Regions from separate parts of the Mus musculus genome. Here regions 1, 2, 4, 5, 6 and 7 are each linked to region 3. Evidence: chromatin loops called from intact Hi-C (ENCODE). Cell type or tissue: heart. All regions are shown on one strand.

What was found. A loop is a pair of places that touch in the nucleus more often than their neighbours do. Peaks named below come from ENCODE experiments on the same cell type or tissue, not always from the same donor. Only the 100,000 strongest peaks of a DNase experiment are listed, where the experiment ranks them.
Region 1: a loop joins it to region 3, with 6 times the contacts of the local background. A loop is called at or near these places in 14 of 42 quality-filtered maps.
Region 2: it touches region 3 in a loop (7-fold over the local background); 28 of 42 quality-filtered maps call a loop at or near these places.
Region 4: it touches region 3 in a loop (5-fold over the local background); 18 of 42 quality-filtered maps call a loop at or near these places.
Region 5: it touches region 3 in a loop (8-fold over the local background); 3 of 42 quality-filtered maps call a loop at or near these places.
Region 6: a loop joins it to region 3, with 7 times the contacts of the local background. A loop is called at or near these places in 15 of 42 quality-filtered maps.
Region 7: a loop joins it to region 3, with 4 times the contacts of the local background. A loop is called at or near these places in 14 of 42 quality-filtered maps.

Annotation. Positions count from the first base shown.
Region 1 is chr3:49,092,439-49,096,438 of GRCm38, reverse strand. Gm31415 (a long non-coding RNA gene) reads right to left here. Exons shown (of 3, transcript XR_867196.2): 3 at 84-326. Among named protein-coding and RNA genes, the nearest start is that of Gm31415, 32 kb to the right of the region's middle. In heart, a CTCF peak has its summit at 2,458; no DNase peak of the experiment used is centred here.
Region 2 is chr3:50,302,150-50,306,149 of GRCm38, reverse strand. No RefSeq gene overlaps it. Among named protein-coding and RNA genes, the nearest start is that of Slc7a11, 140 kb to the left of the region's middle. In heart, a CTCF peak has its summit at 1,838 (motif pointing left); no DNase peak of the experiment used is centred here; H3K27me3 peaks cover 200 bases.
Region 3 is chr3:50,903,856-50,907,855 of GRCm38, reverse strand. No RefSeq gene overlaps it. Among named protein-coding and RNA genes, the nearest start is that of Gm37548, 17 kb to the right of the region's middle. In heart, a CTCF peak has its summit at 1,688 (motif pointing right); a DNase peak (open chromatin) is centred at 1,695; H3K4me3 peaks cover 1,272 bases; H3K27ac peaks cover 1,037 bases.
Region 4 is chr3:50,379,349-50,383,348 of GRCm38, reverse strand. It overlaps Slc7a11 (solute carrier family 7 (cationic amino acid transporter, y+ system), member 11), which reads left to right. Exons shown (of 12, transcript NM_011990.2): 8 at 1,371-1,474; 9 at 2,281-2,377. Among named protein-coding and RNA genes, the nearest start is that of Slc7a11, 62 kb to the left of the region's middle. In heart, a CTCF peak has its summit at 1,633 (motif pointing right); no DNase peak of the experiment used is centred here; H3K4me3 peaks cover 1,037 bases; H3K27ac peaks cover 707 bases.
Region 5 is chr3:49,260,717-49,264,716 of GRCm38, reverse strand. No RefSeq gene overlaps it. Among named protein-coding and RNA genes, the nearest start is that of Gm20557, 82 kb to the left of the region's middle. In heart, no CTCF peak of the experiment used is centred here; no DNase peak of the experiment used is centred here.
Region 6 is chr3:51,119,760-51,123,759 of GRCm38, reverse strand. No RefSeq gene overlaps it. Among named protein-coding and RNA genes, the nearest start is that of Gm35891, 7.2 kb to the left of the region's middle. In heart, a CTCF peak has its summit at 1,562 (motif pointing right); a DNase peak (open chromatin) is centred at 1,429.
Region 7 is chr3:51,168,429-51,172,428 of GRCm38, reverse strand. No RefSeq gene overlaps it. Among named protein-coding and RNA genes, the nearest start is that of Gm35891, 41 kb to the right of the region's middle. In heart, no CTCF peak of the experiment used is centred here; a DNase peak (open chromatin) is centred at 2,018.

The DNA of each region.
Region 1 (4,000 bases), 1.8 Mb after region 3:
ATACAAATGTTATGTTTCAAAGGCATTATTTCTAGATGATTAATAAAAGAAAGATGTAAAAGAAATGCCAATCTAGCAGTTACCTGTAACCATGCAACGGCACGTGTAACAGCAGACTCCAGGGCAGGCATTCTGTAGAATGTTCACCGGGTGCACAATGCCTTTAATAGGTTTTCACGGTGTTTTATTGTTGATGTTGTTTTGCTTTTGTTGAAGTCTCACCCCATGAGCTCATAAGTACCCTTCTTATAGATCAGAGCTTCTCAAACATCTTCCACTTCTCATACCTTTAGCAAAGTAATTCCTGTGATCTTGAGTGCATAGTCCTGTAAAAAGAAAAGCCATATAAATGAGATCCTTACTAACAGTCATGACTAATCATAAAAGTAATTATAAACCATTATTTGTTATCTCCCTTTAATCTTCTGGTAAAAGCAATCTGTACATTCATGTAATAGACATAATTATTAAATTTTAAATGAAAGTTAATTTTGTGTAACTATTTGATACTTTGGGTTCTAGAGAGCTGTCAATATTTTGGGATAGATTGATATTTTGCTTTCATAACTGTCAATTCTGAGAATGCTGATTCTTATAAATACATGGTAAAAGTGGCTATGTTATTAGGGTGACTTCAGAAATTATAGCAAATGTTATCTTAATCCCAAGGCAAAATTCCATTTTAATTTTCTTAAGACGCTTAAGTCAGAAACTCAAACACCAAATTTTAATATCAAACATTCTGATACCACACAATTACAGCATACGGTAATCTGATATTTATATGTGGAGTAATAGTGTTTGAAAAATATTGTCTTTGTTTTCCACAATTAAACAGCTACAATCAGAAAATCGTATAGAGACACTGCGTTCTTGTCTTTGGATATTACAGCACTGGAGGATCAGTGACTGCAGTGTCGCTCATGGTGACTGGTGAAGTCCAGATGCAGTGCACTGCTGCAACTGCATCATGGGTAACCTCCGCCAGAAATTATGTATTTGAGCTTGAGTCTACTTTTGGTCTAGCAAAGAAAGGCTCCACCCAGAAGCCCATGGGAAGAGATGCAGAGACTCACACCCAAAGAGATTTTTACTTAATTGATCATAGGTGATCACGATAAATTCCCCTGCTACAGAAAAAAGCAAAACAAAACAAAATAAAGCAAACAAACAGAAAAGCAATGTACTGAGTCATTTAGCTTTGACATCTTCTACTTCAGGACCTGAAACTAGGTAACATGGTTGCTTAATGGTAATGCCTCTGTAAGGTTTTAGGTCAGTTTGGCATGAAGAATGTTGGACTATATGTTTCAAGGGTCTGGACATAGTCTGCTTGAGCATAGACTGCTTTGATCCTTTAAAAAATCATTCAACATTGAAGAATATTCCTCATTTTCCTTTACCTATAACTATATCACTATCGTGGTACATTAATGATGTATCGAACCACCTAGGTGTACAGAATTCCATACGTTGGTATATGTCCTATTCTTAGCAGATAGCTTATCAGAGACTCTAGCTCTACTAACCAAAGGAATATTTAATCACAGATTCTGTATTATTCTACATTAGTAACTCCATGATAAATATCTAGTGGTACATTGCCAAGTAGCACAGAACCTGGTGAGAACTTTGCCCTAGCCTGAGAGGCTATATGCCCAAAACTGATCAACATCTAGTTTGCTCTATTTGAGCATGAGAAGTATTTGGTTTGAAATTTCCACAATAGAGCATGACTTGTTTTCACTGAGAATTCTGAGTAGGAGAGGGGCATCCATTTTGATGTATATTCAGTTAAATCTCATAGATACTGCAGTCTCCCAGACAAGGTTGTGTTTTCTTTGTCAGCATCAAGATTTAAGCCTGAGTGAAGAATGACTTTTTTCTGTGAGTCATATTCTCAGGATGTATAGCAACTTGATTACATGTGAGAATGCCCGTGGGAGCTGAACACTGGGAGATTATGAATCAGCGTGTATCCTGCATTCCAGACAAGTTCCTTCTGAATGACAGCACTGGCATTTATCTGTCTTTTCATCCTGAAATGTTTAAAAAAAAAATCAATGAAATATTTGTTGTCTTGAATTAAACATCGTCTATCATAAATAATTCTGGCAGAATTACAAATACCAGATGCATGTAGGAAACAGTGTAGCACACATAGTGTTGGTCAGAGACAGAGAGAAAATCAGAGGAAGGAAAGATCTTCCACGTACACGTAAAAAATGGACCTTTTTATTTCCTTTATCTGTTGGCTCTACCTAAGCACTTACGTTTTGCTTCTTAAAACACGTATGCAAATGAGACAAAATTTTTAAAGAAGGGTTTCTCTGAGCTCCCTGCACAGTGGCTGCTGCATTTACTGGCTGCAGAGTATCTATCTGCTTTAGGTTTAGTTTGCTGCAATCAGGCTGACTGAAAAAGTGATGTGCAGAGCCCTCTAGAGACTGGATCGCAGAACTGCATGTATTGCTGTGCTTCGGTGCCGTCCTTTAATTGAATTATTCGGGGAGCTATAACACAGCTGTAAAGAGAACAAGGTACTATTCTATTCCTGGTGATGTGCTTAGAATCAGTGTTCTCAGAAGCCTGATGTTTTTGGCTATTTTCCTCTTAATGAGTTAATTAAGGTAAAATATGTTTTGCATTTGCACTACTGCAAAAACAATGATTAAACAACAGCTGTTCAGGCCAAAAATATAAATTATCAATGTGTACAGAATATTTACCTTGAAAAAAATAGAGTGGGGGTTTACCTTCTTCCAAGGCATACATTACGTCTTGTTTAAAATATAGCTGGTGTTACACTAAGATTCTTCTTTTTAAATTTAAATTTAATTTCTCCTTTTCAAACCTTTGACTGTGGCTGCAGCCTCCTTTAAATGTTCATTAATAATCATATGAAAATGCGCTAAAATCCATAGAGTATCCTTTGCAATGTTATAAGCATATGTTACAACCATATTTGTATCATTTGTACTATTTTGTGCCTGGTACAATAAAGTTATGAATTTCCAATATTTGCTGCTACAATGAAAGAGATAATTTAAACAATTATGCTTTCTTAAATACCACTATGACCACAGTCTGACCAACTTGTGTACATGCATGAACTCGTCCTTGGTAATTACGTTCTCTAAACAAAGATAATGTAAGTGTGTAGGATTGTGTGGGGATATAGGTGTATGTGTGGACATATACATGCATATACGTACAGAAAGACATAATGCAGGCTGAAAAGAAGTAATTTATGATGGATGTTATGGGGTTCATAAGTTCAGAATATTCCAGAGAGACTGAAAGGATGAAGACATCAGGGAATACTTAATGCTGAGGCTCTAGTCAAAGCGCTAAGGTACCTTTTAAAGTCCTCAATCAATTAGACTAAGTGCATCCTCATGTTAGGAGGTAATATGTCTTATTTCATGTTTACCCCTCTGAGAGGCACACTTGGTCTACGTGTGTAGCTCAGGGGTAGAAGATTTGTTTATACAAGGCCCACAAAGGATCAGGGTTTGATCCCTACCACAGTAAAATTAATTAATAAAGGATGCCTTCACAGCAATATTAAGATTGGGATTGACCATTAAGTGAGTGTCATAGCACACACAAGTACACACATCAAATTTACCATTACAGTAAATGGTTTACAGTGTTACATAATTCACTACTTTTTGATGAAACAAACCAAACAAACAAAAACCCAAAAGCACATAAAACATAAATATAAGTATAAAGACAACAGTAGTAATTATGTAGAAATTAGGATTTTGTTATTTTTATTGTAAAATGTACCTAAATACTGCAAGAGTAAATTGTAATGAAACACTTGTCAAATGACTGTCGTAATCTAATTTCAGTATTGTGCAATGTCCAGTCTCTTTAGTGAAGATATTCTCCTACCATTCATTTCAGGTTAAAGAATAAATCTGAACTTGAAATTTTAAGTAATATTAAAGTATCAATTATTGACTTAAAATGTCTTGATATATATATATAT
Region 2 (4,000 bases), 600 kb after region 3:
TGCATCTAAGTCCTGAAACTGTAGGAGAAATGGCGTGAGACGTGAGTGTGAGGGAGGGATTTTAGACTGGGAAGGGACACCGTGGCCCCTCATGATTCTCTGGGAACCCATGCATGTGGCAGGGAAAGGGAAGATTAAATAAGGTCTGACTGTGGTCTCTGAAATAAAAGGTGCCCTTGGAGTAAAATAGCTATTGGAGGCAAGGCATTTGGGAAAACTATGTCACCACTGTCATTACACAGATTAAAGATTTATGGGGTTTCAGAGGGATATCCTGAGAACAATAAACAACTGGAAAGTGAGTAATTAAGTTTATTATCTCAAAATTCTTCAGTGCTACCAAGACAAAACTTCAGGAATGCTAACATCATTAGGAATCTCCATGCTCTCAGCTTCTTTAAACTTCTGCATAGTTAAAAAGCTTTTCTCAGTGATTAGTATCAATGTTGTCAAATTAATCTGTGCCCTGCTGGTGCTATCTCATAAATGTGACAATGAATACAAACATGAGGGATCCTGAACCTCAGAGTCAGGTCCTATGAGTGATTCCTGAAACAGAGAATGACTTAGATGCATGGCCCATCTCCCCATTGCTGTGCCAGTCTGCATGGCTCCAAGAAGCCAACTGCATTTTTCTTTTTCAGCTTTGTTCAATGATATCACATCGACTACTACTCATGACAAAGGGATTTCAAGTGTTTCAAATCTGAAAACACCTGTCCTCCTTTGCTGATCAGTGGGCTATAAAACATGTGTAAGTTTTATCTATGCTTGGGAATATCAGAGTATGCCCTTTCTTCTTTGATGGGTATATTTTCTGACCGGAAAAAACTTTGTTCCTGTTTCTTAGGGAACTCTGGTTTAAATATGAAATAGTATGAACACTTGGTCCCTTGCTGATTTTGTTGCTTTGAGATGCCTTGTAAAGACCAAGAAGTAGCATCTACCCATAGAAGTTGTTCCATGATTGCTCTTAGATATTATATTCTCTCTCTCTCTCTGCTGCAAATTAAGAGTAGAAGACTTAACAATTGTCAGGCTTATATGCTGGCCACCGTATAGCCACCTGTCAGCATGCTTTCTCTTATGTGAACTTATCTCCTTAGATCCTGGGCTGAAATAAATGCTCACTCCTTATTTCTTAATTGAGAGTTTTATCATAGTGATGGGTAAAGAAATTAATGTATAGGCCAACCATGTAAGGGAAAATCAGCTCATCTTGAGACTGTTCTTCGACTATCTCATCACCTTCAGGCTTTTAACTAGTGGGCAGATCCCAACGTGTCAGAGAGAGTCAGTAGCATTGTGAAAGCTAGCTGGAGAGAATTCTTTTCATTTATAACAAAAATGGAAGCTATGTGTAAGAATAATAGTGATTTCTAAGCACGATTGACCTTGGTCATATTTCAGTGTCCAACTTTACAAGAGAGTTAGTTTTTTTCTGAGATTTCACAATGGAAGTTTTAGCCAGAGTGGTAGGAGGGAGTCATATCATGGAGGCTTAGTTCTTGACTAGAGGCTAGATTCAATCGTGGCTTTGGATAAGAAAGCTGAGATGCTAGGTGTCCTACAAAATATGCAGTTTATTAGAGAAGGACATCTTCTGAGGTAAAATAACATTCAAACTGTCCTCCCTTTACTTGGTCCCAAGAGGGCTGGAGGATGTCTTTAATCAAGGTCCTGGGAAACGCATTAGTCAAGAGAGGCACAGTTTTGAACAAGACTTGAGCTCCTCTTCTTATCCTGGTGGTAGATGCTTCTGTTGACGTTCTGTGATGGCCTTGAGGATGGACCATTCCAGGGTAGTAGCAGCCAACTGGTGCCACCTACAGGCAAGCAATATAATTGCTATGCCCATCAGAACCAGCAGCAGGCCAAGCCCTTCTTCCTTAAGCTCTGAAATGCAGGAATATATTTTGGTCACCATCAGTTCCTTCACTGAAAGAGGCAAGAGTAAATAGTCCTTTCTGAAGTGCATTATAGAAAATGCTTCACGCGTGGGAAGCATAGGTCTTACCTAGGTCACTATAACAGAGGGCTGAGCACTCACAGTCAATTTTCAGATGTGAGTTCCAACCCATAAGAAGAATTCTTTGATGATGGACTCAGCAGTGAGAGCACCGTGTGTGCAGTCAATCTTCCTCCCCGCCTTCAGCAAGGGATCTCTGGCTGTTTAGTAGCATTGCAGATAAATAGCCTTTAATGTGGCCAGCCTATTCTTTGCTCAGGATTTATGCACAATGGATGTGACATGCTGTCCTTGTGGAGCAAGCATTCTAAAGAGCTGACGTTCCTTTATACAAGTGATCAGGCAAGCATCGTACGCAGAGATATCACATCCTAAGGGTAATGTCTTCCAGGGGTCAACATTCACATAAACATGTTCAAGTACCAAGTGTTATTGTTTTGACTTTGTGACCAAAATAGACTGCTTACATTTCAGGTCATGTACCTAAAATATGTCCTAGATCTGGCTACTCAGACATTTCATGGAAGTGCTGATCTCTGTGTGAACGGAATACGACAGAATGCTAACAAAATGTAAAGGAACCAAAAGACTCTAGATCATGAAAATACATACAACAAACATGATTCCAGGAAGGGAAATGATCCCAGATTTGGGGTGCCTGATGCTGAGCTACTCTGATTCCAGGAGCCCCGAGAAAGGCCACTGTCTTTACTGAACAACAAATTGTACTTTAGGTTATCAATTAAATTTGGATCTTCGTTGGTTTCTAGATAGTTGAGTGCTGCAAATTTTTTCTGCCTTTAGGACTGAAATGGGTCTCTTAAGCAATTGGTAAAGTTGTCATCTGGGTCCCTGGGCCATGGAGCAGGCTATTATGATGAGAACTATTTCCATATTCTAAAGGCCTGAATCGAAAGCAAATCACACCTACAGGTGAATCTAAAACAAAAGCTGTTGCTTTGAGCTCACAAGATGCTGAGTTGCTGATTTGTCTCATTTTTCTATTTCCACCATGTAGAGAGTTTTCAGGCTTTTAGTGTTGGGGTAGAGCTCTAGAGGGAAACACTTGCCTAACACACGGGAAGCCCTGGATTTGACTTGCTGCTCCACAGTAAACAATCAAACACTAGATGATAAAAGAATCCGAAGGAGCTAGGAGGATGCAGGAAATACTGAACATTATAAAGCAGATCCCCCAGGTGTTCATTCAACAAACTCATACTCATTATCCACCAAGATCAAAGTTCATGTGGCAGCTGCCCGAGCTTTAGAACAATGAGAGTCAGGTTCACGGTAGAAGCAAGGAGCTGTGGTTAGATGTTTAAGGGTTTCACTGGCTGCAGTGGGCGTGTGACAGGAGAGTGGCAAGATAAGATAACAAATGTGGCAGTACTCCAAGTGAGAGTTCATTGTAGGGGTTCAGGGACAGGGAGGGCTGCGGGATATATAGGAGGGGGGATGGATGGAGTACAGATTACCTGGTGGTCACAGATTGATTGATGGTTGTCGGCAAGAAGCAATGGAAAAAGTAAAGTAGTGTGCCTGCATTTGTTAACTTGCTCAGCAAGATATATCTACAATCTCTCTATTATCTATCTATAATCTGTGTTTATATACCATCTATAATTTATCATCTATTAGCTATCTACATATGATCAGTCATCTATCATTTTCTATCTAAACTATATCATCTATCATGCATCTACTCATCTACATATCTATTTTCTATCATCTACCTATTATACATATATCACTTCTCTTTTAATCTGTCATCTATCATGTGTGTATGTATCTATCATCATGATCATTAACATCATCATTATCTATCTATCCACATCCATCTATCATCTATCTGTGTGCCTATCTATGTATCTATCTATGTATCCATGTATGTATTTATATCATCTATCTATCATCTATTAAATAAAAAACGAGAACCAATGTTCTTGGTCCTGTATTTAAGGAACGTGAAAGTTTCTGTGAGGATGTTGAGCAATCTTTCATGTAAGAGTGGAGGGTGGGGATGTTAAA
Region 3 (4,000 bases):
TCCCCCGAATAAAACAAAAAGCCATTCTTCTAGAGTCACGCATGCTTCTAGACCTTTCCCTGCAGCTGTTGTTTAGTTTTTCTTGATGACCAGGCAGGTTTTGATTTCCAGGGTAGTCTGTTATTAAGTCGGGGAGGGTAGGTTTCTACTGGGATCCCCAGCCTGGAGAAGCAGGGGATCCCCCCAGCCTCTGAAAGGGTGTGAAACTTTTCAACTCTCCTCTCCTCTCCTCCCCTCCCCTCCCCTCCCCTCTCTCCCTCTCTCCTCCCCCCTCTCTCCCTCTCTCCTCCCCCTTCTCTTTTCTGGTCCCCTTGTCTCCTTTCATCTCCCCTGCCCTTCCCCTTCCTCTTTCCCTCCCTCTGCCTTTCTTACTTCTCAGTCCTCTATCTTGGTTACCTTTGGTAGGTCTCTTACTCTCAAGGAAAAAAAATGCTCTGCAGGTATCTGTAGGCTCTCCTACCCTCAGATCCAGCGAATGTTACCACAGAATGAGCTGGTTTATATTTTGTACTTAGGGACTTTCAAAAGTATTATCATTGAGGTTGCTGATCCCATTGATAACTCTCATCAGCCATGGCCAAGTGGTGATCATGACTTTTGTTGATGGTTATCGGTGTTTACTGGTTGGACTCTTGGGTTGTCAGGCAACATCTTTTTAATTTGATAGAAATCAAAGGAAAGTAATCTCTCTCTCTCTCTCTCTCTCTCTCTCTCTCTCTCTCTCTCTCTCTCTCTCTCTCTCTCTCTCTCTCTCTCTCTCTTCCCCTCTCCCTCTCCCTCTCCCCTCCTCCTCTCCCTCCCTCCCCACCCCACTCTGGTTATTCTGCAGCTTTGTGATATTTGAAAAATCTCAGAATAACAGTATCTTCTTAATGGAGGTTAAGACTCTTATTAAATATTACTCAGTGGTTTTCAAAGTTCTGGGTGCTATAAACCATTGGGGGACCTTGGTCAAAGTGCAGACTTCTAAGACCTAGAGGCAGATTTTAGCATTCAGTAGCTCTGGATGACCCTCGTCTTTGCATTTCCACATATTCTCAGGTTGTTAATACAGGGACGGGTCGGTGGCTGGACCCAGATCGTGGCGAAGCGAGCTGCCCTGTTAGCTCTCCACCTGCCCCACACAGTGTTTCCATGCAGGCTGCCGTTCTTTAAGCTGGGAGTGTTGTTTTCTTTCGCTCAACCCGGGAAGGAGCCTTTCCCCAGCTCAGTGTTTCACCTGCATTGCTATTTTCAGAGCTTTTGGTTTCAGTATGAGAATCGAAGGTTGAACTGAAATCAAATACATTTGTCTGGGAGTGGGATGGTCTGTCAGGCATTGATCTCCTTGAGCTGGCGCTCTCTGGGAACGCCTCCCCAGTGAGAATCCCAGTCAGGATTCTAAAGGTTACATGGAATAGGCCTGATTTCTGAGCTTCTCTGGGGAGATCACTTAATTCATAAAGCACAAAGTGGAGAAAGCCGCCACATACCCACAACTCCCCCTCGTTAAGTAACCAGAGCACGGTTCCTGTTATAGAAGAAAATAACGTGTTGATTAGCGTGTAAGCCAGAAAATACCCCCGAGCGGTGAATCTTTAAAGATGAAATAGTTGCACTTTGGAAGACGGGGAAAAATGGCAAAATGAAATCCGGGTAGAGTCGGCTTTGCGAAGGCTGGGTTTCTGCGTGCGCGCTCACGGCATTCAGCCACGAGGGGGCAGCATTGCACTTTGGTTGAAAAAACGGTCTGGCAGGAAGGGAGCCCTTTAAAGGAACATAACATCTACGTGAGCAAAGCTAAAAACCAGAACATTAGCAAGCACCAGAAAACCAACAACGCAGAGCCCAACTGTCTTTGTTATAATGTGCCGTCTTCGCTTCTCCCGTGGACGGGATTTAATATTGTAGTATTAAGACTTTCTGGGCCATATCACGTCAGTTCATAAATACATGCTTAGGGGTGGTGGTGGGTATGCAGTGAGATTATTATGATTATATGTATATATATTATACCTTCCACTTTTGTTTGCCTTGCCTTTCTCAGCTTACCGTTCTTGCGTTGTTGTCAAATACCAGGTCTCCCACATTGCTTCCTCCAAGGCAGAGCCCAGACCTTCTGTGGGCTGCCCCTCGGTGTGGCCCGTGATTTTGTGGAGTTCCATGGAGTTTGGCTAGAAAGTTACTTACTCCTTTCCTTTTTGTACAAAACTAGGTTCTTAATTTCCATGGTTCTGGCCCTTCTCTAGGGATTGTAGCCATGGAGACACTTTCAGAGGAGTCAAACCATCGCTCTGTGGGGAGTAGTTGCATCTTTGAAATGGACCCCTAAGTCACACTGAGACCAAATCCAGCCTTTGAGCTGAGAAACTCAAGCTCCACCAGCTCAGGGGCGGCTTCCCTATGCTCCCGGACAGTGAGTGAGTGCCTGGTGTTGAAGGTGCATAGTAAATATTTGTCCAGTGAACGAGCCCCATTTCAACCCTCACGCCGTGACCGATCACCATGCCCTTCACCCACTTGGGATTTGCTTTTGGCTAATGACTAACGTGAGACCACACGAGGCTGGAGGTGTTCACTTGCCTTTCTTTCTAGTCTCCAACACTGTTTTCTTTCTGAGTTTGCAGGGTCATGGTGACATGAGGCAGAGTTTCTTGCGGGGGTGGGGGTGGGGGGAGTCATTTTTGTTTCTCTGATGTTTGCATACAATTACAGTGTTAATTCTGCCTTTGTGTTGGGAGTTCACAAAGACCAGATTAAAGTTTCCCCTCGGTGTTACTACCTGGCTCCTTCCTCCTCCCCTTTTCTTCTCTTCTTGTTGGGAAACTTGACTTTGAGCAGGGCAGGGACTAACAGGCAGCGGGAAGATTAATTACCCTCCTTGGAATCTCACTTGACTGGGCAAGGTGAGACAGTTCAATTATGTAATCATGCTGGCAGTCTTGGCTTCCCAGGCCCTGGGTGCTAGGACTACCCTCTTCCTGCATTTTAATTATTATGAGGGACTCGCTCTGCTCCTTGTAACTCTCCAGTGAACCCTCAGGCCGTGGGAAAGGAGCTGTCAGTTTTGGCAGGAGATGCTCCAATCGCTGGCATCTCTGCCCTCTTCGAGGGTTCCTGTGGAGAGTCTCCGTGCTCCTGTTGGAAGCTGTGGTTGGGCTGCCTGGCTGCGTCTCTTGGGCCATGTGGATTCCTTTTCTCTATCGCACAGCTTTTTAAGGCTTTCTCCTTTGCCTTGAGAAAGGCTCCCATTGAAGCTACGGGCCAGGGAGCCTCATTCGAGTGGAATGCATTAGAGGTGGGAAGTGTAGCAGACCCTCCTGCAATGGCTGAGAGGTTATCATCTGCTGTGTCCAACACCGGGGGGGGGGCAGGGACCACATGTGGCCATTAGCACCTGAACCATGGCCAGTGCAATTAAGGAGCTGAATTTTTAATTAGAATTAATGTGAAGTTCAACAGTTATCTATGGCCAATGGATACTCTATTGGGCAGTGAAAGACTCCTGTAACCATTATGTCCACAAAGGAGATGATCTCTCTCTCTCTCTCTCTCTCTCTCTCTCTGTGTGTGTGTGTGTGTGTGCGTGTGGCTTGATTGTTGCACTATCATATAAAGGACCCCCCCCCAGTCTCACTATTGCTAGTGCTAGATTTTTTTTCTACCATGCCCTCTTGTTTTTCACTACCCCTACCCCACTCCCATACCAAAGATACATCTTAGTTATGCTAGACCTTACAAAAAGGGACAGGAGAATGGAGTTTTCCATATTCTGTTATGAGTCCTTATCTCCTTGGTTGGTAAATGACTATAATCTTAGTGAAAGGCACATTCCCCCCAAATGCAATGTCAGGTAGACCAGTTATCTTAGTGAAGTACTGGGTCATCTGCTGTGATATTGCCACTAACTTAGTGCCACACTGCCTGGCTATCTTTGGCATAGTGCTTCAAAGTTGTTTGGAGACGTTGTCCCTTGACCAGCCCAGGTGAGAGCTTGTTTTTGACAATAAGCTCTTGAAAA
Region 4 (4,000 bases), 520 kb after region 3:
TTTCCAAAGACCATGTCATGAGACTGCTTTTTCTGAAACACATACTTGTGTTTGTTCAGATTTTTTTTTCTGATATATCTTTTTTTTATTGGTTATTTTATTTATTTACATTTCAAAAGTTGTCTCCCTTCCTGGTCTCTCTCCACAACGCCCCCATCCCATTCCCCCTCCCCTTTGTCTCTATGAGTGTGCTCTTCCACCCACACACTCACTCCCCGCTCACCCATCAGAGCAACAACTGGAGTAAAATGTTAATATGGGTTTGTTCAGAATTTTAACTCGAAAGAATTCACTCATTAACTCAAAGCCAGGAAGGGTGAAAACTTAACAACATGCAGTGACACTCCCATCCACCAAGGGGCAGTTCCTTTTCACATGGTATCACTTCCTATCAGCAACACCCACAGGGAACGGTTAACTCCTGTCCTGTGAACCAGTGTCTGAGGGCTTTGTCCACTGCAGTGCTGTCAGGCAGTGAAATGGACAAAGCTTCCGGTGTCTGGTCGGTTGCCTCACGTTTCTAGGCAAAGGGCAGCACTAATTTGTGGAAAGCATAATGGGGTCTGCTAATTGCATAACACCAGCTGCATCAAGGACAATGAAAAAAAAATCTTATATTAACAACAACAACAACAACAAACAGCATCCTTTATACAAATGTGCAAGACTACCCCCATGACAGCCTAGGAGGAAAGCTTAGAACTTTGTCTACCATTTATTTCATTTATTTATAGTTTCTGTCGCTTGTCAGGATTGGAATTTTGTTCTAGCCTTTTACAGGAAACCCTGGAAGGAAATGATGGCCTCCTAGGGTGGGGGAGGGCTGACTCCATAAACAGGTTCAGCTGGTAGGGCTTACCCGGTAAAGAACCTCCAGAGTGGCTCACTCCTGTGATGAAATGGTCAACTTGTCTATTGTTTTGATTTATCCTCCCGAACTGAGGTTGGTATGTGAAACAAGTACCCGAAACACTCGCCAGTGTGTATCTATACCTCTTCATACAAAGGTGGCTTTCTGGGATTGTGCAGAACAATTTCTGTCTCTAAATGTAGAATTTCCGAACTGAGCCCCTTCCTCTTATCGGAGGCGATAGTTGATAAAGAGTCAGTAAACGGATCGTTGCTTTGGAGGGACAGAGAAGGCGACTGCTTAGACCTTTGCCCACAGGTCTGAGACAAGGAATGCCGTGGTACCCGCTGCTGGTGATTGTCTTGTGGAGTCAGTTTGACCCTAACGAAAAAGAAGGATTATAAAACATTCACGTAGCACCAGGCTAATAGAAAGTCAAAGAGCAAGTTTGGCCTAAATTGTTTCATTTTATTCCACTTTCGGGGAAAGCATTAATTTGTTCCGTTCTTTCCTTCCTCAGACCTTCTCTGAGCGGCTGCTGGGAAAATTCTCATTAGCAGTCCCGATCTTTGTTGCCCTCTCCTGCTTCGGCTCCATGAACGGTGGTGTGTTCGCTGTCTCCAGGTGAGGGAGTTCATGTATTTTCAGAAACACATTTTTGTTTTAGAGATTGGATGTGATAAGGATAACTTTTAAAGAGAAAAGCAATAGTTCCTCCGAACCTGTTGTTTTTAAAGGGATATGCGAGTTCCTCGTAGATTCCAGTGAAGCAGGTTTCATTCTGTCCAGTAGAGGGCGCTGCGTGTCTACACATAGCCCACTCTGAGCCAGGCATGCTGCATTTTTAAAAAGAGTGAGTCTACAGGGTCTTATAACGGCCTTTATTTCTAGCGATAAAGTCTTTTGTTTTCCTGAAGGTGCCACGAAAAAGAGTAAAATTGAAAGCAGAAATCACCACTCCACCATCGGTAACCATTTTTTTTCCTTAGTTAGATGGCACAAAAAAATCTTTTTTTTTTTTTTTTTTTTTTTGGTCTATGTTACAGTTTAAATTAGAGAAATGTTAACACAACATGCATGTACATGTGTGTACCTGTGCACTGAATGAGTGCTAGCTTGGACTGACACTAGCAATCTAGCACTGAATTTGCCAGCAGCTACTCAAGTATAGGGAGAACTCCACTCAGTGCAATATTGCTATTGTTTTTCCTCGGAGTGATATAAGATATTTCCCAGACACTGTATGTCCTGAAAAGAGACTTATGATGAAATCTGCCCTTTGTTTCCAAAGCACAACTCAAATGACCAGATAAGAAATGTCAAGATGCCTAGCATGAGGAAGATTCGTCCATATTGCTTCGGGGATTTAAGAATGTTACCCATTTGAATGATTGATTCTATAGTCAACTTCACCGTTTTTCTCCCCGCAGGTTATTCTACGTCGCATCTCGAGAAGGGCACCTTCCGGAAATCCTCTCTATGATTCATGTCCACAAGCACACTCCTCTGCCAGCTGTTATTGTTTTGGTAATGCATATTAACAAGTAATGTAGATACAACCTCACAAAACGGTTAGGAAGGAGGGAATAAACCTGACATCCCGATTCACCACTCAGTTGGTGCTCCATGTATCATTTTCTGGGAGGCCAGAGATGTTGCAATGGCTTGCTTCCATGGCGTGCTTTTGATGTGTATTGGATGCCCTGGGATATGACCCACCTTAGTTCCGTTTCACCTTTGCAGAAATTTGTAAGGTGTGAAGGGAAATGAAGGCTGTGGTTTCTCTCCTTGGCCGAGAACCTCAAAGGAAAGAAAAAGAAAAACCCACAAGGTTACAATCTAAACTCCAGACTCAGAGTTCAGCTGAAAGCAGACTGTGCAAAAATTATCCATTGTCTCCTCCTGGCTCCTGCCATACAACGTAATTCAAAGCATAGATGATAAAACACCAAGCAGAGAAATGGTTCTCCAAGAGTAACTGAGACCTGTGAGAGCAAACCTTAGAAGAAAGAAAACCCCTAAATGCAAACTGTGGAATTCTCTAGGATGGGGACAATATTTGTGAAATGTGGGATACAAAAGGTGTAAGAGCCCTCAAATACCCATCAGCAATGCTATAGTCATCCCCCCCCCCTCTGATTTTAGTAACATTTTTTTTTCTTAACCAGAATCTGCTGTCAAGGGGACCCTGGATTTTTTTTTTCCTTCTCCATGCATTTAATTTCTTTCAGAATGTTTCCTTGAAATTTCTTTTGTGCACTCTGTGCACAGTCTGGAAGCTAACGTCACTTGTGGGAACAGGATGTATTATTCCATGAAGACGGCTTGCGTGTGACGCCTCTGCTATCGTTCATGCTGTCCTTGGCTTTTATCAGCTGCAGAGTCCTGCTCTGATGTTCTTCTTCTCTATGTTTATTCTTTCCTGGTCTTGAGGGTCACATGCAGTCAGCACAAGGGGAGAACTGACCTGGAGTAGGAAGAGGTCAATGCTGTGCGTTCAGGAGCTAAGAGATTCACCGTTACATGGTCGTTGCCTGTGTGTGGGTCCCAAGAGCACTTCATAAATCACTTCAGAGCTTTCTTAGAGTTCCCCAGTTATCTACATTTAATATTTATGATTGGAAATTTTCTAATTGATTCTGCATGATTTTGAGTGATTGGATTTTTTTTTCTTTTTTATTCTTTGAAAACATAGTGTCTCAAGTAAGGTGTACCTATACACGCTGCTAGTCTTGCAAGCACGAGAACTTGAGTTTAGTCCCTCAGAACCAATAGTGGCATAGTAACTTGCATTCATAATCCCAGTGCTTGGTAGGCAGAGACAGGAGGCTCCCCAGAGTTCACTGGCCAGTCAGCCTAGCCTGCATGGCCAATCTAGGCCAATGAGAGACCCTGTCTCCCAAGGTAGAAATTGTCTTCTGGCTTCCACATGCATTTACAAATATCCCTGCATTTATACACATGTGCACCTGTGTCGAGATGGACAGACACCGTTCCACACAAAAGCAAAACAACATAAAATACGTTGTCTCCTTTCCAAGGAAAAGGGAACCGACAAAGGAACGAAACAGCAAATTCTTACAAAATTCTGGCTGAAATGGGGCTCCTGACAGCATCCTCCAAAGGAGGCTTTGTTGCAGCATAAGAACA
Region 5 (4,000 bases), 1.6 Mb after region 3:
AATCAGTAGGATGGATGGAACACACACACACACACACACACATATATGCAAATGTAGAAAAATATCCCATTCAAATAATAAAGTTCCTAGAAATACCGACCAAGGAGGTAAAAAAATGTTTATAATGAAAACATTAAGAAAGACCCACCAAAAGATGGTAGGACCTTCAGCACTCATGACAAACAGAAATAAAAAATATGAAAATTGACTGTTACTAAAAGTAGTCTTCAGAAGGAAGTTAATCACCATCAAATCTCTAAAGACATTCTTCATAGAGGTAGAGAAAGCATTCCTAAAGAGATACACAAATTATCTGAAAAGACAAAGTAATTCTAAGCAGTAAAAATGATCTGGAAATATCAGTAAAATTTAACTCAAATAAATACTATACACTCATAGTGACAACAGCAGCAATGACATTGTTGTGCCAGGGATAGGTCATTCATGTTGAGCAATGGAACAGGATATAGAGCCCTCCCTTCCTTCTTCCCTCCCCGTCTCTCTTTCCCCTTTAAAAACTATAACTGTCTCAGGTCACTTTGCGCTTTCTATAAGTATATGGGCACGGACAAACTGCAGGTGCCCACAAACTCAAAGAAAAGTTTCTCTCCATGCTCTTCTAGCCATCGACTGCTCTCAGCCCCTTTGCTAGTGGCAGAGTCCCTGGGTCCTGTCAGTGATTCATGCTGGAACCCTAAAAAGATTTTGGAGAGTAAAGGAGTGTCATGAACCATTTCAGTGGAATGAAGGAAATGAAAAGCCTATCATCAGGATGTAGGCAGGTGGGTGGGGGAGCAATGGGAAAAAGGAGCAAAAATATAAAGTATTTAAGAAAACATCATAGCTAACCCTAATATTGTGTTTGCCATCTTAAGAACTAGTGATTAGAAAATAACAGTAAGTGTAACCACATAGAGTACCATGTTTAGAATCACAGATAGGAGGGGTTCAGTGGCAGGTATACTTCCTGTGCTCTTGGGCCAAGGAGTCAAATATGCTAGCAAGATCCAGGCCAACAGGGATTCTCCCTCATAGAAAGGCTTCTGAGACATGAAATGCACACTTCCCTGCCATCTCACCTTGATAGGCATGTGTAACCACATATGCATTGTACATAAAAGTGCATATACATGAAAGGGCACAAAAACACAAAGATACACAAACAATTCAATGGATGAATAAATTAATATATATTTAACTTGAAAATGTTGTCTTATGTAGTTATTTGTGAAACTAAAGTAATAGAGATTAGCTTGTATATATGGAACATGCCTGGAACGATAAGACACCAACTTTTGATTATTTTTATAAATTGGATAAAAGGGTATATTGAATTTCTTACTAGGCTTACAATATGATTATGTAAATTCCTCCAGCAAAAGTCAGATAAAGTACACAGTTTTTGTCCTTTTCATTGTTCAGTTGCTGCTGTGATCGATGCATGCAGCCAAGTTCCTTCCTAGACAAGCACTTTTGTTACCATCATGCTCAGTCCTTCACATATCGCGTCTGCTCTCTGCCAAGTCCCACCCCCCTCCCAAGGTCATTTAAAGCTGTGTAAACTTCTCCCTAGTAGGACAGATTACTTTCCCTTCAAAGTATAAAGTCATACGCTAGCATCTGCTTCTCTGTATGCATATTTCTATGAAAATACAATGTCATTGTTGCAATATGTGCCCATAACTCACACTACATGTGTTCTTCGAAACAGAAAACAGTCTTGCATTCATGTCCAGCTTTGTTCCACCAAGTCCAGTTCTAACTGGGATTGGGAAGCACAATGCTTTACCAAGCTTGCCTGGCTCAATCCCCGGTGTCAGATGATATAATGATTTTGAATTATTTCAGCATTTTCACACTCCTGTGGTTTTATGACAAGTTGTAAGTATAAAAATTTGGCAAAGAAAAAGAATTGAAATACCTATGTATCTGAATCAAATTTGAAATTCATTTTGTTTTGAGTGAAAATTAGCTATCCTCCATCAGTGTATAATTGTTCTGAATAACCCTTAATATGGCCACTGTCAGCATTAGATTCTCTCACTGGTGCAGGGAAAGAGCCCACTGTGAGTAATAGCCATTGAACAATGGTATCGTGTTCCCTTCTGAAAATAGGGAAATATATCAATGTAAAGTCACAAAATATTTCCCAATAGCAATTATAACAAAAACTCTTTAATTATTTAAAGGATATAAAACCATAAAGCAATAGTAGTATTTATTAAATCATTCATGCACCACAATTATAATTAATGTAAATGTATTTGCCATTCTTATGTGATAATAATAAGGCACTGAACATATTCAGAAATGCAATTGTCACATATATTTCATCATGATAAATTTTGAGATAATTTAAAATCTTTAAAACTCAAATGAATGAAATAAATGGCTAATACAGATAACTCAGGTCTACTCTTAGAAATCAGTTAATGAAAATGTATGAGAGTGCTAGTTAAAAGAACTTTTCAGACAGACATTAGGATGAAGCAGAGATTGAGGGCAACACAGAGAAGTAGAACTGGAGCAATAAATCTCTCACATCCTTCTGCATATTTGTATTGGCCGTTTTAAGAATGTGTATGGCTGACTTGGATGCCTTCTTTCTATGCAGTATTTATTTAGCTTACTTAGCTGAAGACCTCGGCCACATAATTCATCTTCAGAGAGTCCTTTCTGTTGATTTTTCACAACACTTATGGAGGAAACGCAGTATTATTAGTCAACATATTTTAAAAATAGCAGGAATAGCATCAGCAAGAATGATGTGCAATAATCAGAAAAAAGTACTAGCATGTCTTTTATTCTCTTAAATTCTCTGCACAGTGAGGACAGAGCACGAAAACAGTTCTAGACTATTTACATGATTAAATTTTAATATTTCATTCTCCAGATAAATGCAGACATTAAGAAAAAAACACCATTAACTTGCATTGAGTTTGTATTGTGTGTGTAACAGTGAGTCTATTAAAAGAGTTTTGTGACATAGCCTGAATTCAGGCGGAACATTTAGGTAGCATATACAGGATCCACAAAGAAGTTTACATCTCAAGACATGATAGATCCCCATGTGCTGAAATCTTAACAGAAAGAATCCTGAGGAAACAGCTTGACTATGCTTACAGGACAGTCTTGGAGTCAGTCTGAGCAAACCAAAGAAACACACATTTTATAGAGATTTGCATGAATTTAAAGTAGATTTAAAAAAATTAATTCGTTCTTTACTAAATATTCCTAATGTTTACCATACTCAACATTTATTTTTTCTTTTCATTTATTTATTTATTCATTTTTTTTACATTCCAGAATTGATTCCCCTCCCAGTCCACCCTCCATCTGTTCCACAGCTTATAAGTCTTCCCTGTATCCCTGTCTTAAAGAGGATATCCCCACCCACCCACATCCCACACCCCACACTCCACCAGACCTCTAAACTCCTTAGGGCCTCCAGTTTCTTGAGGGTTAGGTGCATCTTCTCTGACTGAACCCAGACCCAGCAGTCCTCTGAAATATAAGTATCGGGGCCCTCATATCAGTTGCCTGGTTGGTGATCCAGTGTCTGAGAGATCTCAGAGGTCCATGTTGAGACTCCTGGCCCTCCTACGGGGTTGCCCTCCTCCTCAGCTTCAATATTTCTTTTATATTAAATTTCAATGTGTATTTATTTATTTGCTTCCTTAACTGCAAACTGTACACTGAAGAGTAACTTATGGACAGTAAAGATCAGTGCCATTGTTTTAAACTTAAATGTATTTAGCATCTACTATTTATATTTTATACAACTTTTAGAATAATAAAAGAATAAAGAGCTCTCTAGAAACAGCTTTAACCACTTGTCTCTAAAGATGGTTAAAGCTTTCATAACTGTAGTAAAATATACAATCTGAAAAAAAGATACAAAACCAACCGATTAAGCAAGGAATAAAGAAAGATACAGGACTCTGGCAAGCAAATGCTATATATAATTTAAATATATTTATACTTAATAGTTAATGTTTTG
Region 6 (4,000 bases), 220 kb before region 3:
ACCAAGAGATATTTAAAAATAGGGCACAGAATGAAAGAGAGCCATGACTGCTGGATGCGCTGTCTTTGCACCGAAGGAAGTAGGGGAGGTACTTGTGACCACACTCAGCTGCTGGCCTGATCCTGAGAGCGTCTCCAAGATACCCGTGGCTTGAGTTTTATATCCTGGGTGTTCTGAACCTTGCAATGCCAACAATGGTTTCCCATCATCGCCAACTCTCTTCCTCACAGATACAAAAGACTGATGTACCATCTTCCCATCTGTTCCCATCTGACCTTCCCCTTAAAGTTTAGGGACAAAGTGTTAGCCAGCTTTTAGATACTGTATAAGAAGACAAAAGGAGCAGGGCAGTGTTGGCGCATGCCTTTAATCCCAGCACTTGGGAGGCAGAGGCAGGCAGGCAGATTTCTGAGTTCGAGACTAGCCTGGTCTACAAAGTGAGTTCCAGGACAGCCAGGGCTATACAGAGAAACCCTGTCTCAAAAAAAAAAAAAAAAAAAAAGGAAGAAGAAGAAGAAGAAGAAGAAGAAGAAGAAGAAGAAGAAGAAGAAGAAGAAGAAGAAGAAGACGACAAAAGGATGTCTAAGGAAAAGGGTTGACTTGTGGGCATGCTTTCCATCCATGGTCACTTTTGTTTTGGGCTTGTGTCCTCACACCGTGCCATGGTGGGATCACATGATACAGGAGGTCAGGCTGCCTCACGCCAGCCTGGAAACAAGAAGGAGAGAGCACAGGGTCCTAATAGTATCTGCAAGGGCATGTGCCCAGTGACCTAACCTCCTGCCCAACCCCTTATAACTTACACCTCCATTCCACAGTGCCACAGGTTTGGGACATAGCATTTAAACCTGATTCTTAAAATGACAGCAGCTAGAACAGAGGTTGGTAGGAAAGGAAGGGAAGTTATAGATTAAATCCTCAAGCCTCTGACAGCTTTGTTCCTCTGCTTTTGGCAAGTAGCGATGACACAGAGATGCTACCTCTGTAGCAGTATCTAGATCACATGCCACCAACCACAGAAGCTGCTGTCCATGGTGCCCTTAGAAAGACCCATTAACCTCACTTTCATGTAGCCTACATCTGGCTTCTGTTTATAACCAGAGTACAGAGGAGGAAGGCCTCTCTAGTGCAGGATATTGACCCCAGGATCTAAATGTAGAAGTCATGTGGGGTGATTTTGCATGTGTCCCTTCCTGATGCCACTTGGAATGGTGTAGGGCTCTCAGCATGGAACATTTTCAGGCTCCTCTTGTGTATGCAACACACACACACACACACACACACACACACACACACACACACACACACACCATCCACTCTAGATAGCTTGCTTCCAGCAGATGACTAAGCAGGGGGCAGCCATGAGATCCAGTAGCAGCTCTTTATGGGAGCCAGTGTGGAAATGTCATGTATCCAGGACACTGTTTTCAGGCACAACAGTTCTGGTGTGGGCCAATGCTGTTTACTGCCAAGCCCACTTAGAACTCTCAGAGTTTTCCCTGCCAGGGCCTCCATCTCTTCAAATTCCTAGAGGAAGCCATTGGTGAGGCATGACAGACTTTGAGCACTAGATGGCACTAAAGGTCCGTGGAACTTTTTTTGGGGCAGCTTTGAGATCTTTAATTCTGCCTTTAGAGGTGAAGAATCCTTGCCAAAGAGAAGAGACCTCGACCATAAATTCCACACGCAGTAGCAGGTTCATAATGCACCGGAGTGACTGCATGCAGTATTTTTTCTCCCTGAGAAATAAAATTTCTCTTTCAATGGAGAAGGTTGTTCCTTTACATCTAACACGAGCTAATGTTAAATCTCTCTCTTAAGTAGCAGAGGATGATGGAGCCTTTAATGTGTGCACTGACCAAGACACAGGGCTGCGTCTGCAGTGAAACGCAGACTGATACCTTCAGGGACCGAGAAGGAGTAAGTCATATATTCTGCAGAGAGAGGGCTGTTTCTCCTCTTAATCATGGACATTTGACTTGTCAAAAAAATGTTTTCTCATTGATTGCCCGAGACAGAATGTACAGGCTAGAAAGACAAGCTTCCCAAAAACCTCCTTCACTTGGAAGAGATGTTAAGGGAAAACTAGTGACTAATATCTTTCATTTAAAACACATTTGCCTGTTGGACAGTGTGACAATAATGTGTTGGTGGGACAGAGATACATTTATTTTTATTTTGATTCTGCTTCTTAACTTCCCCTTGGTATTACCTGAGAAGCAGGACTCATGAACATTAAAATAAGTGCTAAAACGAGCCAACCTATAATACAAGCATCCAGGAGTCAGAGGCAAGAGGACTAGGAAATCAAAGCCCTTTCTGGCTACATTTTGAGATTGAGGACAGCCTGGACTGTATCATACACACACACATACACACACATACACACACACACACACACATACCCCAAAAAAAGAAAAAAAAAAGAAAAGAAAGAAAAGAAAAAAGAAATGGAACATTATCAGAAAAATCTATGTGTGCGTGTATGTATATGTATATGTATATGCATATGTATATGATGTATATGTATATGATGTATATGATGTATATGATGTATATGTATATGATGTATATGTATATGATGTATATGATGTATATGATGTATATGTGTGTATATATATATATATATGTATATATATGTATATATATATATATATATATATATATATTGCCATTCATTCCTCTACCTCCCAGTTTATTTCCATTATCAATCCTTTTATTAGTAGTGGCATACAACAAAATCACTGAAACTTCCTGATTATGATGTTCTTTTTGGCACCTTATTGGCGAACTCTTTGTTTATCAATTGCAAAATGTGAGACGAGGAAAATAGAAAAGCCTGTAACAGACCAGCTAACATACCTACACTTAATTTGCGGCTGAGTTACGGCTCCTTTGACATGTCTGCGGTGGTGGCTCACAGCTGAATCCTCACTGATTGCTTGGCACAGAAGCGGAAGGGCAGGTGTCCTGCATGTCACCTCCACTCTGCCATGCCCAGCTCTTGGCATGCCGACTGTGATGGAGTGGGGTCAGTGCCTGCCTGACGAGTGAGTGGCATGCGCCTGGCTGCCGGCCTGACATGGCGAGAACATGCTCATTTCCACATTGTGGAGGTGTGGGATTGTGAAGCCTGCTTGTTCCACGCGGATGCTTCCGGTACAGAGAGAGGCTCCCAATAGTTGTGACTTGAACAACTAGGATAACCAGCATCATACTTCATTCTCCAAATGGGGACAAATTGGGAGCTTTTCAAAGAAATCAAGGCAAGATTTTCAAAGAAGAATGTGTCAAGACATTTGTGTGTGTGTGTGTGTGGTGTACTTGTGTGTTTGTGCACATGTGTGTGTATGTGTGGAGGCCAGAGGTCAGTATCATTGGTGTTCTGATGTTCTTCACCTTACCTCTTGAGACATGGTTTCTCACTTAACTTGGAGCTTACCACCTGGCTCAGTTGGCTGGCCAGGAAGCCCTGGGGTCCTTCTGCCTATCTGTATCCTAGCACCAGGATCATAGGCACGTGCGTCACACCTCATACTTTTTAGGTATGTTCTAGCTATCCAGACTCAGGTCCTTGTGTTGGTCCAGCAAGCAGTTTACCCACGAGACACGTCTCCAGCTTGTGGCAAGTTACTTCTAATACTTTTTAATTTTTACTTCTGTTTTATGTGTATAAGTTGCTGTATCCTAGCATGGCTCCTGGGACTTGAACCTGGACAGCGAGGGAATGAAGGAAAAGCAGACATCTGGACACACAGGAAAGCAGGGACCAGGTGGACTGAGACCTCTGTTAGAGAGATCACCACACCTTAGAAGCTTAACATGTTTATTATAGAGAGTTGAATAGAGAGGTGAGGTTACTGCATACAGAAGAACAAGAAGCAGGTCACCCTGTATAGATGAACATGGAGGCTAGATCTGTGGTCTACAACTGGATCAAGGAGACAGGTGTAGCTAGCCTGGGAAGGAGTGGTCTCTGAGGAGAACAGTCTAGGCCATA
Region 7 (4,000 bases), 260 kb before region 3:
TCCTTACGAAGATGTTGGCCCCTGTTCCTAGTCATCATAGGTGCACGTAGTTGGAGGACTGCAGGCTGAACATATGTGCTCATCAGAAAACTCTGGCCCTGGCCTTGGTCCTGGCCCTGTTCTGCGTCTTCTCTGTGCTTTCTGAGCACAGAGCCTTCAAATACCCAGAGCGGTGAGAGAAAAATGTCATATTTAACTTAATGTGACAAAGGGAATATAATTTGATGATATTTCTAATGTTATTTATTGTTATTTTTAAAACATCTGATAATGTGATTTTCCCACCCAATGCAGATTTCTAATGAGTTTTTGGAAAATGAATCAAGCTACTTATTTTATGAGGTGGGGGAGAGGGGAGAGAGGAGAGGGGAGAGGGGAGAGGGGAGAGAAGACAAGAGGGAGGAGAGGGGGAAGGGGAGGGGAGGGGGAGAGGGAGGGGAGGGGGAGAGGGAGGGGAGGGGGAGAGGGAGGGGAGAGGGAGAGTGGGGAGGGGGGAGGGGAAAGGGGAGAGGGGAGGGAGAGAGGAGAGTGGGGAGGGGGGAGGGGAAAGGGGAGAGGGGAGGGAGAGAGGAGAGGGGGGAGAGGGGGAGGGGAAGGAGGGAGGGAGGGGGAGAGGAGACTTATGCTATGTGTACTAATAACAATCATGATCAATTAGCCTTTCTCTTATTTATTCATTTATTTATTTATTTATATTTATTTGGTTTTTTGAGACAGGGTTTCTCTGAAAAGTCCTGGCTGTCCTGGAACTCACTTTGTAGATCAGGCTGGCCTTGAACTCAGAAATCCGCCTGCCTCTGCCTCCTGAGTGCTGGGATTAAAGGCGTACTCCACCGTGTGAGGGGATGTGGGCTTGAGTGTGGAAGCCAGCGAAGCTGGTTTGTTCCTTTCAGTGTGGAATCTCGAGGCATGCAGGGTGAACACTTTGACCCACTGACCCATCTCACCATCACTTCTTTGTTTTAAGATTTGGGGTTTTAGAGTGAAATTTGTTAACTTTCACTTTTTTTTTTTTTGGCCTTGAGGTTCATTTATTCATTATCTATCTATCTATCTATCTATCTATCTATCTATCTATCTATCTATCTATCTATCGATACTACACATACACCTTTCTGAACTCCTGCATTGTTAAAAATGAGGAGGAGTTGGGAGAAGGGAGAAGTGCCACCCGAATATATTGTATGAGAACAAACCACCGGGAAACTTGAGTTTGTCCTTAAAAGCCAAGGCCTCTCCCGGGTGCAGACTAGCATGTATCTTCAAGTCTGGGGTTAGAGCTTTTCTTTTTGGGACATGCTCCTCCCATTGGAGCCTGGTGCTTTTGACCTGGACCCACCCCATTGTGAGGGCTGACGGGTATCGTTCTGTAAGACACAGACTTGCTGATTTCCTTCAGAATGGAGCATGCCCTCAAATGTCCATGCGTGGCTTCCTTCCCTTATCTTTTTGACTTGGAAGGACAGACAGGGATGGCTGTCAGCTAGTCTTTGATGTGGGGGACAATGACTAATAAAAACATTGAAATCATCTTCTCCTCCTATTTCACTTGACTCCCGGTGTCTGTCGCAGACCCTGCCTGATTGACAGAATATTACCCAGATAACCCCCTTCTTAAGTGGCGGCGAGGCAGCAGCGGGCAGTTTTTCATTTAGAGTCTATCAGCTGAGAATTGATAAAGTCATCATGGAACAACTGTAGTTTGACCCCGACCTGACAAAAGAGATCGAAAATGTCTTGGATAGAGAGAATCACGGGGCTGGCTCCATCCCTGCCTGGGAAAAAGCGTTGGAGTGGGCCAAGGGCTAACACCCAGGCACTCCACGAGTATGTTTAATAACTGAGAAGTAAATAATGAAAGGGATGTCAATAAACAATCGCGATTTAATAAATTATTCATTTTAACAATCCTACCAGTGTTTGCCCAGGGATGTAGTGTTTTTTTCTCCATCTGCGGTATTGGTCTGAACCTGCCTGGTTGCGGAGCTGTTCACCATCGTTGACAGCAGGGGGCACTCACGTCACGCCAGAAACATGCCAAACTCGTGGTTTATGTAGGAGGGAAAGATGGAGCAGATAGAAAAGCTTCAAAAGGAGGTGGAGGGGAATATAGAAAATGAGTGGAGAGATACTGAAATGAAAAAAAAAAAATTTCCGCAGGCAGATCAAATTCACCCTTGCACCGAAGCAAAGCGTAAAGAAATAAATAGAAAACAGTCACTCTATATTTTGCTGGTTAAAATAACTTATTTATTTGAAACTCATAAGATGACAGATTTGGAGCAGTCAGGGCAAGGGCAAAAGAGATATTCGAAATTTAACAGATTTATTTCCATCTCGAAAATTCCACTGTGATTTTTTTTCAGGAAAGACTCCCAGATCACAACTGATTCTCTTGGGCTGATGTGAAACACGCACACAAAAAAATGATTAAAAAAAGCAAACTTCCAAACAACCCCCAAACAGCTGTTGAGGGGCTATAGACTGTGTGTTCTTCTTCTTCTCCTTAGAGGCAAGGTCTCACTGTGGAGTCCGGGATCGTCTGGAGTGTTGGGCTCACAGGTTTCCGCGCCTTTGTCCAGCTGCCGAAGCCTTTGGAACAAAGCCCCACCACAGTTTAAGGCTAAGTTTTCTCGGAAATGAACTCCTAGGGTCAGTTCGCCTCCGTGTGTGCTTTCTTTTCTCATGGACTGTGTGACAGTCCCCACTTTATGAAACTGTCCCATGTGAGGCCACGCTGCTTTTACACATTGAAGAAAGGCCGTCGTGGTCCCCGGGATATTTACTGTGAACCCAAGGCACAGAAGAATGTGTTCTCGATCGATGGCCATGCAGATGCTAAAGCGAGTGGTATTTATTTATAATAATGCGTGAGGCGGCCCGCAGGGAAATGTCATCTTGTTTGTAATCAATCTCGGTGTGAGGCTCCTGCTGCAGCACAATCAGGCTCTGCATTAAGTGACAAATTGGCTTCTTCTCCTCATTCGGACTGTCATTTCTCTTCAGTGGGGATACATCATCTCTGTTACAAGGCCTCGGAGCTTGTACCACACACAGATACACATGCATATGCAGGCCCTGCCAACGTACTCGGGATAAAAGCCTCCAGCGATAGCGGGTATGACAGGAAACAGGAAAATGAGAAGGGCCCCCTGTGCTCACCGTGTCTTGCCGCCTGGTGATGTCATTGTATCCCGTGAAGGCGTGTCACTGTTAGGGATTGAACTGTCTCTCAAAACCTGTGCGTTGAAGCTCTAACTGCCAATGCAACAGCATTTTTTTAAAAAATGATTTATGTGAATAGGTGTGAGGGCGTCAGATCCCTGGAAGTGGAGTTACAGACAGTTGTCAGCTTCCATGTGGTTGCTGGGAATTGAACCTTGGTCCTCTGGATTGAAAGCAGACAGTGCTTTTAATTACCGAGACATCTCTCCAGTCCACAAAGTTTACTGCCCCCTCCCCGCCTTTTTTTCCTGAGATAGAGTTTCTCTATGTAGCTATGGCTGCCTTGGACTCACAAAGATGCCTGCCTCTGTCTCCTGAGTGCTGGGATTCACAGTGTGGGCCAACACTGCCTGGCTGCCACGGTGATAGTATTTAACAACAGGCTCAGGCTTGAGTGTACCATGATAGAAAAATTGAGACTCTATAGGCTTAATCTCTAGCTATGCCTTCATCCCTAAATAGGCCATTTAGGGGGTAATTAAGGTTAGATGAAGGCCCAGGAATGGCACCCTAATCCAGCTCAGCTGGTCCTCTTAGTACCCCTCTTTTGGAGTCTTTGAATCAGGGATTTACTCAGTAGCCCACATTGGCTTGGAACTCACTAGACCCAGGCTGCTCTTGAATCCATTATGTGGCCTAGACTCGTCTTAGACTCATGGTCTTCCTGACCTGTATTATGGGCATCATGTCCAGCCCTCCATAGGCCATTATCCAGTTTTCTTTTTTTCTAAAACAAACCTGGCTGTCCCGGAACTTGCTCTGTGGACCAGGCTGG